Regions from separate parts of the Homo sapiens genome. Here region 1 is linked to region 2. The links are chromatin contacts, found by Hi-C or POLR2A ChIA-PET in ENCODE. All regions are on one chromosome and are shown on one strand. The core of a region is the stretch at or near the end of the contact, and the rest is flanking DNA. Distances in the headings are between cores, read along the strand shown. Region 1 holds the start of C5orf15 (chromosome 5 open reading frame 15). Region 2 holds the start of CARINH (colitis associated IRF1 antisense regulator of intestinal homeostasis).

The links. Hi-C counts contacts between places; a loop is a spot of excess contacts on that map. ChIA-PET counts read pairs that join two places held with the same protein, here RNA polymerase II (POLR2A). Pooled maps may share reads with other maps.
Region 1: a loop to region 2 is called in a pooled map, with 5 times the contacts of the local background. The contact joins the promoter of C5orf15 here to the promoter of CARINH in region 2. A Hi-C loop is called at or near these places in 4 of 50 pooled maps. POLR2A ChIA-PET finds 5 or more read pairs at or near these places in 3 of 52 experiments (PC-9, activated B cell and naive thymus-derived CD8-positive, alpha-beta T cell).

What each region holds. Positions count from the first base shown.
Region 1 is chr5:133,964,296-133,970,173 of GRCh38, reverse strand. It overlaps C5orf15 (chromosome 5 open reading frame 15), which reads left to right and starts at 1,549. Exons shown (of 3, transcript NM_020199.3): 1 at 1,549-1,728. The coding sequence starts at 1,590. LOC105379183 (a long non-coding RNA gene) reads right to left here and starts at 1,485. Exons shown (of 2, transcript NR_134247.1): 1 at 1,382-1,485; 2 at 1-423. RefSeq lists enhancers at 1,406-1,625, 2,256-2,355.
Region 2 is chr5:132,407,468-132,413,292 of GRCh38, reverse strand. It overlaps CARINH (colitis associated IRF1 antisense regulator of intestinal homeostasis), which reads right to left and starts at 2,364. Exons shown (of 4, transcript NR_161242.1): 1 at 2,252-2,364. RefSeq lists silencers at 2,066-2,355, 2,426-2,725 and an enhancer at 2,966-3,015.

The sequences.
Region 1 (5,878 bases), core at 300-2,799, 1.6 Mb before region 2:
CAAGCAGAAACTAAGATTGAGAAGCTCATTTGTTGAACTGAGTGGTTTTACAGAAAACTTAAGTACCGCTCAGAGAAGGGAAGCTCCTGGGGGACTGGGAGGACTTTGCACCTTGGCTAAAGTGGAGAGTTTGCAATAAGGACACCATTCAGTCTAATACGGGCTTCTGGGGGATTTCGGGAAATGTGCAGATGAATGACTTCTTAGTTTTCTTAACACAGAGTTTGTGTGTTTCTGAGCTGTCACCAGGGTGAGATAAAAGCTTAGGGGAAACCAGATTCAGGAGTAGAACACAGGCCCTTTAGAGAGACAGCTCAGCTGTGTCTCTGGGGGATAACAGCAATCTTCGCAGGGAATCATAGAGACCAGAATGGTGAAGCTGTGGGCACAATAAATGTCTTGCTTAACGTCACATTGATTTTCCTGAAATTGATCAAATGGAACTTTTATGAATTGAAGCCTGTATCTGTTTATTAAGGAGACATTTACAGAACGTACACACAGAGCAAAGTATGGCGCCAGGGCCCTAGGTGAACTTCTTGGAAGTTTGTAAGTTTGCATTTTTATACACTGGGGATTTCAAGTAACAAAATTTAAAAAGAGAAGCTTATTTTAGGAAATCTGAAAGTTATTTTCAATGGCAGCCCCTCACCTCTACTTCCTAGCTACCTTCCTTTCTTTTCCTCCATAATTTTTTTTTTTTTTTTGAGACGGAGTCTGTGGCCCAGGCTAGAGTGCAGTGGCATCTCGGCTCCCTGCAGCCTCCACCTCCCGGGTTACAGCGATTCTCCTACCTCAGCCTCCCGAGTAGCTGCGATTACAGGCACGCGCCACCACGCCTGGCTAATTTTTGTATTTTTAGTAGAGTCGGGGTTTCTCCATGTTGGCCAGGCTGGTCTCCAACTCCGGACCTCAGGTGATCTGCCCTCCTCGGCCTCCCAAAGTGCTGGGAGCCACTGCACTAGGGCCGGTCCATAATATCTTTATCATCTTGTATAGTGTGTATTTTACACCATATTCGCCCTCACAAGAAAATAAACTGCCAAGGCGGGCGGGGGGGTGGGGGGTTCTTTTTGTTCACTGCTGTATCTTAAATAGGGAGAGGTGCTAAATCTTTGTTGAAAAAAAATAAATGACTGTCGGGAAAGATTTTTAAAAATTACTTATAATCCCATCACCGAAATAGGACTACTTAACATTTGTGTTTCTTTCGCCTTTGAGAGAGGAAGAGCAGTTACTTCGCTTTCGTGATCAGTCTGTTCTACAGCTGGATCTTCCTTTTTAAAATGGCTAAAAACGCTATTTTTGGCTGTATAGTACCCAATCATGCAGGCGGCAGGGAGGGGCTCGCTTTGGCCCTCTTCAGCACGTCACACCCTACCTTTAATCCGCAGCCAACTGTGTGGCGGTCCCCACTTTCGCCTAGCGGCAACTCCCTCCTCCCTGCAATCCTTCCTTCTTATTCCGGTTTCCAGAGCACGTCTCCAGGCTTCGACGTCACCACGCTGGGACGTATGTGCCGAGGGCCGCGGCGTCTGACCTCATGGCGTAGAGCCTAGCAACAGCGCAGGCTCCCAGCCGAGTCCGTTATGGCCGCTGCCGTCCCGAAGAGGATGAGGGGGCCAGCACAAGCGAAACTGCTGCCCGGGTCGGCCATCCAAGCCCTTGTGGGGTTGGCGCGGCCGCTGGTCTTGGCGCTCCTGCTTGTGTCCGCCGCTCTATCCAGTGGTAAAGGGGGGCGGCAGTGTGGGCTTAGGAAGGCTAGGAGGGCTCGGGCGCAGGGCAGGAGACAGGCCGGGCCAGGGAAAGGGCGCTTCCAAGTGTCAGGAGCAGACGGCGGTGTCTGGTTGGGTCAGGGTCTCCGCGGGCCTGAGGACGGAGGGTATGGTGTCTGAAGGGGTCCAAGGTGGTAGGGTCTCCAAGGGGCCTGAGAAGCGGGGTCCCTGAGAGATGCAGGAACCCAGGGAGCAGGCAGCAGGGTGTGTAGATGGGCGGGGAGGGAGGAGTGGTGTTAGCGCCTAGAGATCGTTGAAGAATGGGCTGCCGCAAGGAATGGCGGTGGTGGGGTCTCCAAAATTTCTTGGATCGGAAAGTTAGGAGACTCTGGAAGAGAGGGTGGCGACAGGGGCTGAGGAGGTGGCCGGGGCTGGGGGTGTGGTGTCTGGAAAGGGTCCTGAGTTTGGGGGACTCAGGAATCTTGCAGGACCAAGGAAAGGTGGGGGTTTTCCAGAATGGGAGAGGTCAGTGGTAAAGACCGAGGCGGGCAGGGGCAGTAATCCAGTGACTGGACTGAACCAATGGAATATTTCCGAGAGGGAAAGTGAAAGGGAAAGAGCTGTCTTAGGGTACTGGTGCATATTTGAAGACTGGGAGGTTCTGGTGTTTGATAAAGATTCAGAGTACTGGGGCGTTGGGCCCCTGAAGGCTTGGGAGGCAGAGAGGAGTTTGGAGACAAGGGAGATCATGATTCCTCTTCCCTGTGTTCCGAGTTAACCAGGATAACCCTGCCTCGTTTTAATGCATCTGTAGGATTTGATTGATAAAATATTTCATTTCTTGCAAATGTTGCATGGTGAAATCAAGAGATTGAAGGCTTTTATTGAGAAATTAGGAAATCTGTAAACCAGTGCCTGATACTTGGTGGGAAAAATCCACTATTAAGAACTTGTAAGGATTAAACGGTATTTTGTTTAGTAGTCCCATTTTTCTTTCAGGCCAAGACACAGTCCTGCGTTTCTCCCTAAATTTGAATTTTCAGCTGCAAAACAGTGTGACCTGGTATAGTGTTTTCTTTCTTGCCAGCAGGGCCTGTCCAGCCCTACATTCCTCTGCGACAGTACTGTGGGTACATACTTATGTTTCCTCAGCAACATTTCAGTGTTGCTAACTGGACGCCCTCCCAGAAGTCTTTGCAGTCCCTGAGGAAGGACTGCTGTCCATTTCCTAAGGCCCTTTTATCATTAGTGAAATGTAATGAGGATTTCCCTGGTTGATGCAGATATTCCCGTTCCTAAAGTACTTAAGTAGCTTAATTGTTTTGGCCATTTAATCATCTAAGAAAAATAAAACACAAACATTTATATTTCCTGCTGGAATGCTTAAGGGATATATATCTGGCAACTGTAGTTTCAGAAACAGCTTTTTTCCCCTAAGAGATGGTTGAAAATTGGGCAAGAAGTGAGGCAGAATGTGGACTGTTAAGTGTCCTTTAGTCTCTGCTTTTATTTGTTAGAGCCCTATAAATATTTTTCTAACTATACTGAGACATTTTAGAGAATCTTTATCTTTTAAATTAAGTCTTTACATACACCAGTTTAAAATGTCATAAATTCAGATTATTCTGTCCTGAAAAGAAGCTAAATGAAAACGAACATACATGTCTTTAATAGGCGAGCAGCTCCACTGCACTACAGTGTAGCTTGGGATATAAGTATTTTTTGTAAGCATACCTTATAATTTCAAAGTAGTCACTCCTGTAATAAGAAAATTAGTCTAGAATGTGTTGAGTTCCAAATTTCAAGTGAGTTTACAAAGGTAGAAGGTTACCACATTAGATTTATTTAAATTTGTTCCATATTAGGTTTTAAAAACTGTCAATGCTTGGTTATATGCTCGTCAGTCTGTAAGAATTTTTGTTTTATGTTTTTGTTTTGATCAAGTCTAAAAAATTAACATAAGCAGTTTGGATCACTGGGTGACTAATTCTTGGTCATGCCATTTCAAAAATGCCTGGTTCTCTACATTTGCCATTATATTGTCCCCAAATGATCACCTAAACTTAATGTATAATGCATTTCATTTTTAAGGCATTGTTTCTCAAACCAGTGTGTGAATGAGTTCTCGGGGTCCTCTGCATTCTTAAGTTTAAGAAATGCTGATATAGTTTTATTTTAGGGCAGTTTTTAAAAAGGGACCAGTAGAAGGGGAGAATTAAATTTATAAAGTTTTGTTTTTTGTTTTTTTTTTGAGTCTGTCGCGAGGCTGGAGTGCAGTGGCGTGATCTCGGCTCATTGCAACCTCCGCCTCCCGGTTTCAAGTGATTCTTCTGCCTCAGCCTCCCGAGTATGCTGGGACTACAGGCGCGCACCACACCTGGCTAGTTTTTGTATTTTTAGTAGAGACGGGGTTTCACCGTGTTATCCAGGATGGTCTCAATCTCCTGACCTCGTGATCCGCCCGCCTTGGCCTCCCAAAGTGCTGGGATTACAGGCCTGAGCCACTGTGCCCAGCCTTTTTTGTTTGTTTGTTTGAGACAGGGTTTTGCTCTGTCGCCCAGGCTGGAGTGCAGTAGCACAAACTTGGCCCATTGCAACTTCCGCCTCCTGGGCTCAAGCAGTCCTCCCACTTCAGCCCCCTGAATAGCTGGGACCACAGGTGCCTGCCACCGTGCTCAGCTGATTTTTGTATTTTTGTAGAGATGGGGTTTTGCCATGTTGGCCAGGCTGGTCTTGAATTCCTGTGCTTAAGCGATCCACTTGCCCTGGCCTCCCAAAGTGCTAGGGTTACAGGCGTGAGCCACCGTGTCCGGCCTAAGCTTTATTTTTAAAATGTTAAGCTTCAAGTAGAGAGGTAATATCAATTAGGAAAGGGAAGATTTAGAAGTCTTATTTATATGCTCATAGAAGGTCAACAGTTAAATCCGTAAAGTCAGAGTTGTACCTTTGTTCTGAATACTCTTCATATCTGACTTAATCAACTTCTCTGATTTGAAGGAGTTTGAGTAAGTTGATAGCCTTTGTATTACATGTTTCAGGTCAATTATTTGTTTTTTCTTGTGCTGTATTTGTGTATTACTTCCAAGATTTTACTGCTTGACTAAGACATTCTGCTCCTACTTGGTGCTAGGTATTGGAGTTAAACAATGAATAGGGTGATACTGGGGGTATCCTTAGAAGAATGAGTGGCGTTTTGCTGAGAACCATGGCATGGGCTCTTGAGGGAGTGCAGTAGGTGCATAGATGCTATGTGGGATGTGGTGTGGGATTTGTGGTGAGAGTTGAATCGAGAGCATATTCAATAAATATTTATTGAGTGCCTGCTATCTATTAAGTAGGTAATGGGGATAGAGCTGTTAGGGAGATTAGTAAGATAATGAGAGTGAGGTAATGGGGGCCAGATCATGTAGGATCTTGAAGGCTATTATAAAAATTTTCACTTTTGTGAGAAATGGATGGCCCTAGAGGGTCTTAAGTAGAGGAGTAACATTTGATTTAAGTTTTGACAGAATGACTCTGGCTGCTGTGTTGAGTATAGACAGTAGAAGTTAGGGTGGAAGCAGGCAGATTAATTAGGAGGCTATTGTAATAATCCATGTGAGATAATGGTTACTTGGATGAGGCAGGAGCAGTGGAGGGTGAAAAGCCCTCAAATGCTGCATATGTCAGAATAACAGATTGGATGTGGGATGTTAAAAAAAATGACAACTCCAAGGTTTTTAGTTTTAGTAACTACAAAGATGTAGTTGCCATTAATTGAGATGGAGACTAAGTAGAACAAGTTTTTTTGTTTTTTGAGTGGGGCATAGGAATTTATTTAAACTTATTTTGAGATAATTATAGATTCACTTGGCAGTTGTAAGAAATAATATAGAGATCCTGCATATCCCCTACCCAGTTTTCCTAATAGTAACGTCTTTCAAAACAATAGTGCAATATCACGACCAGGATATTAACATTGGTACAGTCAAAATACGGGGCATTACCATCACCACAAGGATATCTCATATTGCCCTTATAAAGCCACCCCACTTCCCTCCTACCTCACCCCTCCTGAACTCCTGGTAACCACAAATTATCCATTTGTATAAGTTGGTAATTTTGAGAATCTTACATAAATGGAATAATACAGTATGTAACTTTTGGGATTGACTTTTTTTCAC
Region 2 (5,825 bases), core at 1,115-3,614:
TCTAGTGAGACTGATCAAGAATAACTGACAGAAGATTTTTTAAAAATGAGATTACAGAAAAAGGAAGAAATGACAAATAAAACAGACATTTTAAAACTTATAAAGGAATAATATAAACACATGATAATACATTTGAAAATACAGATGAAATGAATAATTTCTAGACAATAAAAATTGCCAAATTTGGCACAAAAATGTGAATAACCACTTAAGAGACTCAAATAATTTTGAAACCTCTTCCCCATAGAGTTTCAGACCCAGAAGATTTTACAAGTGCCTCCTACTAACTTCCAAGGAGCAGAAAATCTCTATCTTAATGGAGTTGCTTTAGAAAATAGAAAAAAAGAGAAAACATTGCCCAATTTGTTACTTGATTTTGAAATGTTAAATATGGACTGTACAAATAAAGAAAAATACAGGATAGTTTCACTTATAAACATAGATGTTAAACTCCTAAATAAAATATTATCTAATCAAATACGAAAGTGTATTACAAATACATCATGATAAAGTAATTCACCACATTAGTCGATTGTGGAAGAGGTTACTAGTGCTCACCAGTCTCTCGTTCTTTTCCTCCTGGGAACACCACCAGGCTACATTTCCCAGCCACCTTACAATTAGGTGAGACCCATGAGACTAGTCCATGCCAATGGAATGTGAATGGAAGTGCATCTAATTTTCTGGCTCATGAAAACAGCAGCATTTTCTCTATTTTCTTTTTTTCTTTCTTTGTTTTTTTTAGACGGAGTTTAGCTCTTGTTGCCGAGGCTGGAGTGCAGTGGCGCGATCTTGGCTCACTGCAACCTCCGCCTCCCGGGTTCAAGCAATTCTCCTACCTCAGCCTCCCAAGTAGCTGGGATTACAGGCATGTGCCACAATGCCTGGCTAATTTTGTATTTTTAGTAGAGACGGGGTTTCTCCATGTTTGTCAGGCTGGTCTCAAACTCCCGACCTCAGGTAATCAGCCCGCCTCGGCCTCCTGAAGTGCTGGGATTACAGGCGTGAGCCACCGTGCCCGGCAAGAGCAGCATTTTCTAAAAGCAATCAGTACTCAACACCATCCTGCTGAGGTAGGGCAGCGGCGGACTCCATGTTTTGAAACTTAGGAACTTAGACCATCTTTTGTCAAATTCAGATGGTTTTCTCAAAGTAAAGATCATTCAAGTTTTGTTTCAGTAATGGGCCGTATGATCAGATCTGTGTGATTAGGCTGAATTCATTATTATTGAGACAAAAATTGAGTTAAAGGGGATTCTTGGTATTGGCCTGCAAAACCTGTCATAACTTAAATGTAAAGTTTCTGATGATTTAGTCACTTTACTCTCAGCTCTTAGCTCTTTCACTCACCTGTCCTTGTTCTACACAACCTGCCTGATGGGTAACTTGAATACATATTTTCTCTCTTCAGGGGATGGGAACGCCCTAAGGGCAGGGGCTGTTTCCACAGCCCTGGGGTGGAACCCCCTTCCTGCATACCAAGAATGAGTTGGCTATACTTGACGAAGGGCAAAGACAAGGTGGCACGCATCTTTCATGCTTCTGCTGGCAGATGCAGTGGACTGGAAATTTCCTGGTCTGGGAAGGACTCGGTCTGTGAGTGCACCTATCCCTGACATCTATGCTAGCCCCGGGATGGGGGCCCCAGCAGAGTAAGGCCCTGACTTCACATGGACAGGGCCAGGGCAAGGGGGCCACATCCTGGCCTAGTTGCTCTCCATGCCCGTGATCAAGGGAGATGAGCTGCCAGCTTGCTCGGTCAAGGAACACTTGGAAGGCACTCCAAGTGCCCCCAGGTGCACCAGATCTAGGAAACTTAAGCAAACTACATGAGGTATGGGGTGGGGCCCAGTGGGAAAAATGAGTCTGACAGGTCAGAGGGAGTAGATTATGAGCTCAGGTTAGGCATTCTGTTCAGCATTTTACGTACACCCTCCCACTTTTGATTTTTACCAACACCCAGGGAGGTCGGTGCTCTACAAAAGGGAAAGGCGTGCTCAGGTGGCCCGACTTGCCACGGTTCCAGCTCGACCCCGGGCTGCTAGCCCCTTGGCACGCTTGTCTGAGGCCTCCCAGGTCTTCCAGCCTGGCCTGGAGGCTCAAAGCCACGAAACCCAAGGGTGCCGCTTCTCAGGCCCTCCCCGCCCCCACGGCAGAACCCCTGACCCTGCCCGGGTCAAACGCCTGGCGTCGGGCCCGCCGGGTCCGCAAGGAGGAGCCCGCGAGGCGGCCGCGAAGGGGCTGTGCTTACCTCGCCCGGCGCGGGTTGCGGCCCCAGGGCCCGCGCTCCAGGCTGGCGGCCGCTGCATTCTGCGCCCCTCGCCTGAAACGGCAGCTGCGCCAGTCCTGGCCACGACCGCTTTCATTTTCCTCAACGACATCGGCAGGAAAGCGAAAGCGAAACCCTCCGGGAGGCGGGACCGGGGCCGAGCGCGCAGTGAACGCGGGGCGCGCGGCGGGCGCGGGCCGGCAGCCAGAGGCGGGGGCCCCGGGCTCGGGTCTGCGCGTGGCCTGGCCCGGTGGCGTTCGGGGTGGAGCTGGGCCAGCCGAGTGCCCGAGAGCTAGTCCGCCACGCACACCTGCCTCGGCGGGACCCGGGCCCGGGCTGGGCGGGAGGCTGGGCAGGCCCGCCGTAAGTGGAAAGGCGCCCGCGGCGCTTCGGCCGACCGGGACAGGTTCCTCCATCTGCCCTTCATTCAGCGTTTACTTGGGCCTGTGGCTGGCAGCCGGCCCGGGACCTGACCGCTGGCGGCGCCTCGGGCTCTGGCCTGAGGAGGCAGATGGCAGCCTGAGCAACTGGGACCAAGCCTCTGAGGAGTCCCCGTTGGAGGGGACTTGACCATGAGGTACCAGGCATCTCATCTGGGGTCAGCGGAGAACCCAAAAGTCAATGACGTCGGTGAAATGGGGGTCCCTTCATCCGATAAGAGAAACTGGAACAGCAAGCCTATGGTTTGGACTCCCTGGTCTAAGCGGTGCCCATCAATATCTAAACATTTAGAGATTCCAGGTTTCAGTGTCTGGCCGTCTCTTACTGTCAGTGATTTGGGGCAAAATATTCAAGTAGTTAGACTTAATTACTTCCCCTGTGGGATGGGAATAATAATAATCATACCTACTGCCAGAATTTTAGGAATGAACAATAGAAGGAAGAAAATACTTAAAATTTTCTGACAGCCTCTAAGTGGGTTCCTTGAGGGCAGCAACCAAGTCATTTACCTGGATGCTTGATAGACATTCTCTAATGGCCAGTCCATCAACTTGGAGCTATCTCCATGATAACAGGTTAGTTGTCAAAGTTTGGACAATATTATCTGGAGTTTAAAGACTGAGGAAGCCCTGCAATTTTTTTTGGAAGGTGTCTGAAACTTAGCCTGACAATTAGCCCCCACAATTATGCCACGGAACCAGGTTTTTGTTAGAGTGGAGCATGGCCACAACGTTTGATGGACATTCCTACAGCGGTGTTCAGCGCTGGCCACTGAGGTCTGAAAATACTTTTGCAAGCATTTCTATTCACTTGCTTTTAGAAAACATTGGTAAGACACCATACTCCAAACACAGTTTGCCCTGTCTGTACGTTTGTTGCAAAGCAAACATAAAAGTTTTTGCCATAGAGCAAACACAGAGCAGTCTGTTATAACTGGAACAAGAAACCAAAATGAGCTATTAAATCTGCCCAGAGTCACTTTGGTTTACCTGTTTGTAATTTGGGCACATTCCCTGCAAGATGGAGGCCCTGGTCTGTGACTGATGTAGGGGCTTGTATGTGTCCTTGCAATAGTTCCCTCAAGAGCAGGTGGGAAAGTGGGGCAGGCCAAATGATGACCTTAGAAAAACAACAGCCTGTTTCTCTGTCCAGAAGATGCTACTTTTAGTCTGTAGTATGAAGGAAAAAGAAAAAACAAAAAAGGCAAGCCTTGGAGCCTCTTCCTCCTTATAGGACAATTCTTGACTCCAAGATAGCAAAGTAGAGTTAAATCTGCTTCTGCATAAAAACTATGTTTGGGAAGATGAAGATCAGGAAAAGACAGGAAGAGATGTAAGCAGATAAGCCAAATCCTGGTTACCTTTTATAGACATCACACATGTGAACAGAGAGCATCAGGAGGTCAAGGCCGGCCTGATGTTTTTCATCTTGGCAACTTCCCAAGGTCCAGGTTTGGTCCTTGACTTTGTGGGGCCAAAAATCTCATCTGACTTCCAGTGTACCAGAGTCGATTAGCACTGTTGCATAAAGTCAGAATGACAACTGACTGATTTCATTCACTATTTGCTAGAGAAGTGCTATGCTAAATGCATTACATGCATTATTACCTCATTATTTCTCCCTACTATCATGTGGTATATTATAATCTATTTATTTTTCATTTGGGAGAAAAAAAGATGAAGGAAATCCCAAGGTCACATAGTTACTATGTATGTTAGTGGCAGGGTTTGAATCAAGGCCATCTGACCCCAAAACCTGAAGCTTATCCATTCCTGTTAGAAGCAAGACTGTCGGGAACACTGGACTCGAGGCCACCTGATGAACACATTCTCTTCTTGTAGCCATGCAGTTTGGAGCCCCATAGTCAGAAGGTGGCTTAGTGAGCCTAAAATCAGAATCGGAAGAGTGAATTGTCTGACTTAAATGTTTGATGATATCAGGCTCGGGCAATGTGGGATGTCTCTTTCCACAACACAGGTCAAAACCTATAGGAAGTACTGTTCACTCATCCCTGCTGGCCTGGCCAGCCCTTCTCCCTAGATGGGGCCTGGTGGACACCATCTGTTTGTGTCGATGAGGCTCTCTGTATTATGGTACCCAGGCCGCCTCTCCTCAGATGGACATTTTTAGATAGAGCAAGGCGTTACTGAGTAACATTACTCAGTAAGGTCTCTCAGCCCTTATTTTTCTTTATGGAGACATTTTGTATCTTTGCTCTGATTGGCTTGATTTATAATTTAACTTCTAAAGGACAGCTTTCTATCCCACCTTTTGGAGACAGCTCTGTTTTCCTTACTATCCTTCCTGATCTAACCCTGGAACAAAAGTTTGTGCAGTAGCAAGTTCTGCAACAAGAACTTTATCCAGGCCTGCACTGATAGTCAGTAAAGACACAAAAGAAGCAAAAGTCCAAGTCCAAGGCCAGTCCCAAAAGACTTTACTACAGAATCGGGCAATGGAGGGTTGGGGGGCGGGGCACAGCTGATGATCACGCAACCCAGCTGAAGAATGATATAAATGGAATGAAAGCATGGTGCAAGCAGCATCTAACTTAGGAGTCACTGGTTAGGAAAAAAAAATACCTGATGTGTGATTCAGATAAAAATGAAAAAAATAACCCTTTTAGATATTTCATTCAACAAATATTCTGTGGCAACTACAAAATGCAGCCACCCTGCTAATGCTGGGGATTCAGTGATGAGCAAAAATAAATGTGGTCTCTGCCCTCGGGAAACACACTTGAGTGAGGTAATAAAGCAATCAAATAATTGGTCAAATATAGAATGCCATCCTAAATACTACAAGATGCATTTGACGCTATAAGAGGGAATGCCAGAGGCAAAACTCCTCTAATGGGCCACCTGTACTCTGGGGCTTCCTGTCAGTCTGGCCAGCACTTTCTCAGAATGGCTCTGCAGTCTGAGGCTCTTCCTATCTACTCCTCCATCCTTCCCTCTTCTCTTTCACAGGGGTCAGACCTGCATTACGGTGTGGGGCTCTCTCTGCTTACTCTTGCTTCTGCTCCTCTTTATTCTTCATAGGCATTTTCCCCAATAAACTCTTCCAGGTTTAATTCCATCTTGGTGTCTGCTCTAGGAGGACCCAAGCTGACACA